Linked DNA regions of Homo sapiens: region 2 is linked to region 1. A link is an interaction called in ENCODE POLR2A ChIA-PET data of the cell type or tissue named here. Cell type or tissue: GM12878. All regions are shown on one strand.

Region 1 (4,000 bases):
CAGCTTCGTATCATTTTCCCGTTTCTTGATTCTGTCCTTACTTCCCTTCCTGCCAGAGGTACTCTCTCTCTCTCAGCGAGGTCTGTCCCACAGGTGTTCTTTCTCCAAATATCATCTTGAAGTCAATTGGCCTTCCTTGATAATATGTTTCCTGATTTTCTCGGCGGCATATAGTTCAGTGGTTAAATGTGTGTGTTCAGGAGCCATTCTCCCTGGCTTTCAACCCTAATTCAACAACTTACCAGCTGGGTAACTCTAGAGAAGATGTTTTACATATCTGTGCTTCAATTTCCCCATTCAATAGGCTGGGGTACTTCCTTTCCAACCTGTCATGAAGATTGAAATGATGCTTATAAGGTGTTTATAACAGAAAGTATAAACCTGGCACATAGAAAGAGCTCAATAAATATTGACAGTATATATATATATATATTAGAGATGGGGTCTCACTCGGTCACCAAGGCTGGAATGCAGTGGCAAAATCACAGCTCGCTGCAGCCTTGACTTTCTGGGCTCAAGCGATCTTCCCACCTCAGCCCCGTAAGTAGCTGGGACTACAGGCGCATACCACCATGCCTGGCTAATTTTTGTAGAGACAGAGTTTTGTTGTCAAGGCTGGTCTCGAACTCCTGGGCTCAAGCGATCCGCCTGCCTCAGCCTCCCGAAGTGCTGAGATTATAGGCATGAGCCATCATGCCTAGCCAATAATTTTTTTTTAGACACAGTGTCTCATGCTGTCACTGAAGCTGGAGTGTAGTGTCAAGATGACAGCCCGCTGCAGCCTCAAACTTCTGAGCTCAAGCAGTTCTCCCACCTCAGCCTCCCGGAGTGCTGGGATTACAGGCATGAACCACCGCGCCTGGCCCTTTCCAGCTTCGTGGCCCATAAATGTCTTTCTGAAGTAACTGGAAGCCATATCTTTGAAATGTAAACATCAGAGGAGATTGTGCCCCTCTCTCCCAGTTTCTGAGTGAGGGCAGGAGCCTAACTTTGGGAGGTGCCTTGCTTCCAGTTGTAAAACTACCTGTCATAAAGACAAGAGAAGTTTATTTTCCCTTTGTATAAAACCAATTAATTAACAGATAATCACCCTCAATTACCAGGTGAATTTAGGATGCACTATATGTAATAAATGGTGCTGCCCAGTCCTCTTACTTGAGGACTAGTTACTGTGTGTCTTGAGAACTTTTATGTAATGGGTGGTACTGGCTATATAAAAGGGTGAGATTTCGGCTGGGCACAGTGGCTTACACTTGTAATCTCAGCACTTTGGGAGGCTGAGGCGGGCAGATCACCTGAGGTCAGGAGTTCGAGACCAGCCTGGCCAACTGTTGAAACCCTGTCTCTAATAAATACAAAAATTAGCGGGGTGTGGTGGTGGGTGCCTGTAATCCCAGCTACTAGGGAGGCTGAGGCAGGAGAATCACTTGAGCCTGGGAGGTGGAGGTTGCAGTGAGCCGAGATGGTGCCACTGTACTCCAGCCTGGGCAACAGAGTGAGACTCTGTATCAAAAAAAAAAAAAAAAAAAAAGGGGTGACATTTCTTTCTGTCAGCAGTCTCTTAGCAAATTGCCTGTGATGTGGATCCCATTCTGGTTTAATTCTTATTCAGTAATACACCTTTTCTTTTTCTACTACCTTTATGGAAAGGTTTTCTGGGTTGGGAGAAGATGTTGTCATTAATTATATTACCTGAACAAAGTATATTGATATATCTGTGTTTGTGCATCTAATTGCTTTATTTAATGCTTTATTTAATCCTCTTTTAGCAAGGAATTTACAATAGAAAGGATTGTCTTTTGCAAATTTCTCAGAAAGCACTAGAATCAGTGTGTTTAATAAGTAGATTACTAACAATTATCTATAAAAACCCAAGTGATGTTCCCCTTTCTTCTAAATACTCTGTAAGTTTCAGTGATATTGTGGTAAGGTACAGCTCTTTAAAACCTTAAGTGCATTCTCTCCTCCAGGAAGCTGTGAGGCTTTCGTTTCTCAGCATGTGAACCTATGGTCTTAGTGAATCTTTAGCAGGCAGAGAGTTCAGGATCATGAAGTTTTACATGCCTTTGTTACCACAAATGTAATAGTCCTGGTCCTAATTATCCTTATGGGTGTTTATTGTAATGAAATAAGACATTTGAGTATGATGTATGCTTCCTCTCTAGACCAAAGGGAAGCGGACTGCAGAGTCCAGAAGGCAATTTATACCCAAGATCTAATGAACACACACACATAAGCACACACACCCACGGCCCTGTGAGAGAAGTAACCAAGAATTAAGGCATTTAGTAGCTGTGCAATACATCACCAGCTGGCTGACACTGGTTAGCCACAAATGACGTGGCAGTCATGGAAAGCCAGAGACTGCTAAATAGAATTTTAGAATTTTGGGGCTTTCTAAAATGCAGAAATAAATAGATTGTTCTTCAGCTTAAAACTTTTTTTTTTTTTTGAGATGGAGTCTCACTCTGTCACCTGGGCTGGAGTGCAGTGGTGCAATCTTGGCTCATTGCAATCTCTGCCTCCCGTGTTCAACTGATTCTCCTGCCTCAGCCTCCCAAGTAGCTGGGACTACAGGTGTGCGCCACCATGCCCAGCAAATTTTTGTATTTGTAGTAGAGATGGGGTTTCATCATGTTGGCCAGGCTGGTCTTGAACTCCTGACCTCAAGTGATCCACCCGCCTTGGCCTCCCAAAGTACTGGGATTACAGGCATGAGCCACCGAGCCCAGCCCAGCTTAAAACTTTTTAGCAGTGATACCTTCTACTGAATATGCATAACTGCCTAGCACAGCTAATGAGGCCTCCTGTGGCCTCTCCCTGCTCCAGCCCCTCCTCTGGGGTTTCCCACCTCAGACTGCACTCCAGCACCCTGGATGTGTTCTACCTCTGGGCCTTTGCTCCACCTCTGGGCCTTTGCTCCTTTTGCTGGAAAAGCCCTTCCTCCAGTTTTCTAACTGGTGAACACCTGTTCATGTTTCACATTTCATCATTTCATCTTAGGTTGCTTCCCTGGGAGCCACTTCCTGAACTGTTCTTATCTTTTTTGGGTTTCTGTTTTGCCCCAGTCATCCGTTAATGGAGCTCACCTTTTGGACAGTGAGCTCCTCAAGTGCAAGGGCCACTTCACCCATCCAAGTGGTAACTGGGCCTGACCCTGCTTAGCTTCTGAGATCAGGCAAGATTGGGCATGTTCAGGTGGGTATGGCTGCAGACAACGGGCATTTTTGAGAAGCCACAGTGTCCCTAGCACCCAGAGGAAAGCCTGGCACATAGTTGCTGCTCAACAACCCCTGGTGTTTACTGAAAGGAGCCTTAGGCTGTGGACTGAATTATGTCTCCCAAAGTGTAAATATTGAAGCCCTAACCCCCAATACGACTGTATTTGGAGATAGCGCCTTTAAGAGGACAATTAAGATAAAATGAGATCTTCAGGGTGGGGCCCTAATCCAATATGACTGATCTCTTTATAGGAGGAAGAAATACCAGGTGCGCATGCTCCAAGAAAAAGCCATCTGAGGACGCGGCAAGAAGGCCGCCATCTACAAGCCAAGGAGAGGGGCCTCAGGAGAAATCGAACCTGTCACACCTTGATCTTGGACTTCCAGCCTTCAGAACTGTGAGAAAGTAAATTTCTGTGTTCAAGCTACCAGGTCTGTGGGATTTTTTATGGCAGCCCTAGCAGACTAAGACAGGCATCAATGGTTCCAATGTTTTCATTTTTTTTCCGGTAAGCAGACCGAAGCCCAGAGAGATGAAGCAATTTGCCCAAAGTCACATACCAAGTTAACTGAAGAGTTGGGGTTAGAATCCAGCTCTTGTGACTTCTCTCTTTTCAGTTTCCCTTCCCACTCCCCCCACTGAAAAGCTTTTGAGTGACTCTTTTAGAAATCCCGGTTCTGTATATGAAGCAGAATTGAGCACAGCTGCTCTAATGAAGGGCTCAGAGCTCCCAGGCTTTTCTCTCTCCCCTGCCCCTTTTCCCTGTTGCACCTCTGCA
Region 2 (4,000 bases), 290 kb before region 1:
CACTGGTCCCTGGAGTCCAGTTTAATTTTTTAAAAATTTGTAAAAAGAGTTATAAAAGAACTTCTAGTCAAAAAGACCAAAGCCCATGCCATCATCACACTCCTCAGATTCTTCTTTGTTTTTCCTTTTCTTTATCTTTTTCTTTTCGGAGACCGAGTCTGGCTCTGTCACCCAGTCACTGCAACCTCCGCCTCCCAGGTTCAAGTGATTCTTGTGCCTCAGCCTCCTGAGCAGCTGGGATTACAGGCATCCGCCAGCCCACCCATCTAATTTTTGTATTTTTGGTGGAGACTGTGCTTTGCCATTTTGGCCAGGCTGGTCTAGAACTCCTGGCTTCAAGTGATCTGCCCACCTCAGCCTCCCAAAGTGCTGGGATTACAGGTGTGAGCCACTGCATCCGGCCGAGATTCTTTTTTCTTTGCTTACACTTCCTTCTCCTCAGCTGGAGCAGCTGCTCTGGACAGGGCAGGACCTACTGTTGATGCAGCAGCAGCTGCTGGAGCAGGTCCACCAACCCCTACATTAGGATGAGTCTCTCGATGTCACCATAGGCCAGGGCCTTTGCCAACAAACCAGGCCGAAAAGGTTCAACATTTACACCACCTACTTTAATTAGGGCCTTGATTTATCCTCTGTGACGGTCACCTCGTTCATAGTGAAGAATGAGGGTGGAGTAGATGCAGGCGAATTCAGGGGCTGTGGTGCGGGCGAGTGGCGGGGCTGGTGCTGCTGTTGGATGCAGTGCAAGTTGCTGGATGAAGTGAGGGCCTCTCCCCAGTGTGACTGTAGCTTTCCCAGAAGTACTGAGCCCCTTGGCAGCAGCTGAGGAAAGGGCTGGAGTCTGGGTTTAGAAAGTGTCGACAATTAACATGGTGGCTTCTTCTTAGCTCATTCTCTGTCCCTTCCTCCCTCCACCCCCTTTAGGCTCACTGTAGCATAAGGGTTTTTTTCCTTTTATGCTCCCAGCTAAAAGCTGGAACACTCTTGCAAGTCTTTTTGTTAGTTGGGGCTATCCACCAATTCTCTTTAAGGGCCCAGGCATGTTTGATTCTTATTTGGGATCTAAGGTAGTATTCTAAAAACATTTACAAACAGAACCTGTTACGAGTAATATCTTTTCTCTTTTATTTCCCATTTGGTGCTAATTTAAAAATGGACTGTATTCTTAGAGTTCTTTATTCAGATTTCACTCCTTAACATTGATGTTCTGGATTCAGTAGAATTGTTAAAATTTTTTCCTCTTTGTTTTGGATCCTGTTTTAACCTGGAATTGAAAAGAGTGAAATGAAGTAATGGAGTTCCAGATTTTGTTGGGGATTTTTTGTCTGGTTTATGTTGACTAGGAAGCAGTAATTGAAAACATGCTATTTTTTCCCTCATACATTTTAAAAAATTGAGATATAATTTGCAAACATAACATTCTCTGCTTTAAAGGGTACAATTGTGTGGTTTTCAGTATATTCACATAATTTTGCAACTCACCACTTTAAAATTCCAGAACATTTTCATCATTCTCCAGAAGAAATGACTGTCCATTGACAGCCAGTCCCTATTCTCCTCCCCTCTACAACCCTTAGCAATCACTAAGCTACTTTTTGTCTCTATTCTGGACATTTTCATATAAACAAACACAATACATCACTTTTTGTGTTTGGCTTCTTTTACTTATAATGTTTTAAAGATTCATTCTTGTTATACCATGTATTTTATTCATTCATTTCATGATTAATATTTCATTTTCTGGATGTATCACAGCAGTTCATATACATTTGGGTTGTTATCACTTTTGGCTATTGAGAATATGCTGCTGTGAACATTTGTATATGAGTTAAAGTGTACATTTGTTTTCATTTCTTTGGTATGTATCTAGGAGTGGAAGTGCTGGGTCATATGGTAATCACTTAAGGAGCTGTCAGATTATTTCCCCAGATGGCTGTGTCACTGTATATTCCCACCAGCAATCCTATCTTGGTTATAATTTACTCACCTTTGTCCCTTTTATGTTTATTTTTCTTGTGACTTACTTGCTTCTGTAATTCTATTATAATGAATGAGTTTTACCTATTTTTTTAAAAAACCTTTGATTGATCCTGTCAATGGCCTCTTCAGCTCTGCTTACTACACCACGCATATTCACCATGAGACTTTAAACCTGAACGTCTGGTCAGACACCCACACCAAAATCCTTCCCTTGGACAATAGTAATTTTGCCTGTGTTGGTAACACACTGAGATGGTGGTGGTCTTTCCAAGGCTATATGGTCTGAGGTATAAAAAAAGAGTTTTCAAGACGGAAGGATTTAATAATAGCATTTAGTTTAAGCTAAATTTCAGTTTCAGGAAGGTAAAAGCTGACAGGAACAGTGAACTACCTGTGGGGAATTCTCTAGAGACTCATGTGTGGGGCCAGTGATGAGTCAGGCAGATGTCAAGGTGAGGATATATTAGCAAAGCATAGCAGATTATTCGGTGAAATTTAGCAATGAAATGATTGTAGCTTCTAGGGAGTGGGGTCAGATTTGTGCAAGAAAAAGCATTTATTTTAGTGTGACATATCTGGGCATATTTCTAGGCAGAAGAGATAAGGTTTGAGTAGAGTTGAAAGGCCAGCAACAAAGGAATTAAATGAGTGATTTTTGGAGCTAGTTGATCAGTCTTTTAAAGATTGAAGGCACATCTTACCTGCAGAACCGAGGAGGAGGTTTTGCATAGCTGTTGTGGTGAGCAGAATAAAGACCGTTGTGATTATTGTTGTATAATAAATTATCCTCAAACTTAGCCTTAAACCCCTTTTTAATTTTGTTCATGATTTTATGTATCAAGAATTTAGAAAAGACAAAGCTGGGATGGCTTGCCCATTGCTTCACGGTATCTGGGGCCTCAACTGAGACATCTCAAGGGCTTGATGTGGCTTCATGGCTGGGGACTAGAATTAACTGAAAGCTTACATCTGGCCCCTGGGCTAGAAAGATAAACAACTAGGACAGCCTTATGGAGCACCTATCCATGCCCTTTGCATATGGCTTGGCTTTCTCAGAGCATGGTGGCCTCAGAGCAGTCATACTTCCTACCTGGCAACTTAGAGTTCCCAAAGGTAACACACACCTTCCAGAGTGGAAGCTGTGTTCCTTTTATGACCTAGCCTCAAAAGTCACACAGTCTCATCCACTATATTCTTTTTGGTTAGAAGCACATCAGACGCTCATTCAGTTTCATGATTAGAGTCCATTTCTTGATAGTAGAACATCAGAGTAGAAGGGATAGTAGAAGAGCAGGTAGTTGGGGAGATACTGTTTCGGCCTTTGTTGAAGAACACAGTCCGTCAGAATACAGCAACAAGAAATCAATAAAGCAGCCATAGAGAATGAAATGATTTCCTTTGCAGCAACATGGATGAAGCTGGAGGCCATTATTTTAAGTGAAAAAACTTAGAAACTGAAAATCAGCTACTGCATGTTCTTTCTTGTAAGTGGGAACTAAACAATGGGCACACATGGACTTAAAGATGGAAACAATAGACACTGAGGACTCCAAAAGGGGCAAAGTTGGGAGGGTGGTGTGGCTTGATAATTACCTATTGGGTATAATGGTCACTATTTGGTTGATGGGTATACCGGAAGCCCAAACCCCACCATTGTGTAATATATACACATAACAAACCTGCACATGTACTCCCTGAATCTAAAATAAAATTTAAAAAGTAAAAACCTATAAGCAAGGGCATTCTTCCTACTGTCAAATGATACAACATTCATAGAAATAGAGATTTGTGTAGTTTGAAAATACCTTATATAAATCAAGATGAAACCTTTATTTTGCAGACATTAAACCTAAAGTTGACTGATAAAGACATATTCGTCCCATAGCCCAGAACATTCTAGGGGAATAAAATCTATAAAAAGATGCAGACTTCCAAATATATGTAGTTATAGTTATGTAGGTACAGTAAACTAACCCCCTTTTTTAGGACATGTATTTATCTAATTCTCTTTTTGTCTGGC

What was found. Peaks named below come from ENCODE experiments on the same cell type or tissue, not always from the same donor. Only the 100,000 strongest peaks of a DNase experiment are listed, where the experiment ranks them.
Region 2: POLR2A ChIA-PET joins it to region 1 with 8 read pairs; 2 of 35 experiments call an interaction of 5 or more read pairs at or near these places.

What each region holds. Positions count from the first base shown.
Region 1 is chr7:104,895,538-104,899,537 of GRCh38, reverse strand. The region is part of intron 2 of LHFPL3 (LHFPL tetraspan subfamily member 3); the gene reads right to left. LHFPL3-AS2 (LHFPL3 antisense RNA 2) reads left to right here. Exons shown (of 4, transcript NR_027374.1): 4 at 3,474-4,000. Among named protein-coding and RNA genes, the nearest start is that of LHFPL3-AS2, 29 kb to the left of the region's middle. RefSeq lists an enhancer at 1,982-2,121. In GM12878, no CTCF peak of the experiment used is centred here; DNase peaks (open chromatin) are centred at 2,047, 3,186, 3,376 and 3,807; H3K4me3 peaks cover 1,947 bases; H3K27ac peaks cover 3,258 bases.
Region 2 is chr7:105,185,893-105,189,892 of GRCh38, reverse strand. All of the region lies in intron 3 of SRPK2 (SRSF protein kinase 2), which reads left to right. Among named protein-coding and RNA genes, the nearest start is that of KMT2E, 170 kb to the right of the region's middle. In GM12878, no CTCF peak of the experiment used is centred here; a DNase peak (open chromatin) is centred at 2,372; H3K4me3 peaks cover 681 bases; H3K27ac peaks cover 631 bases.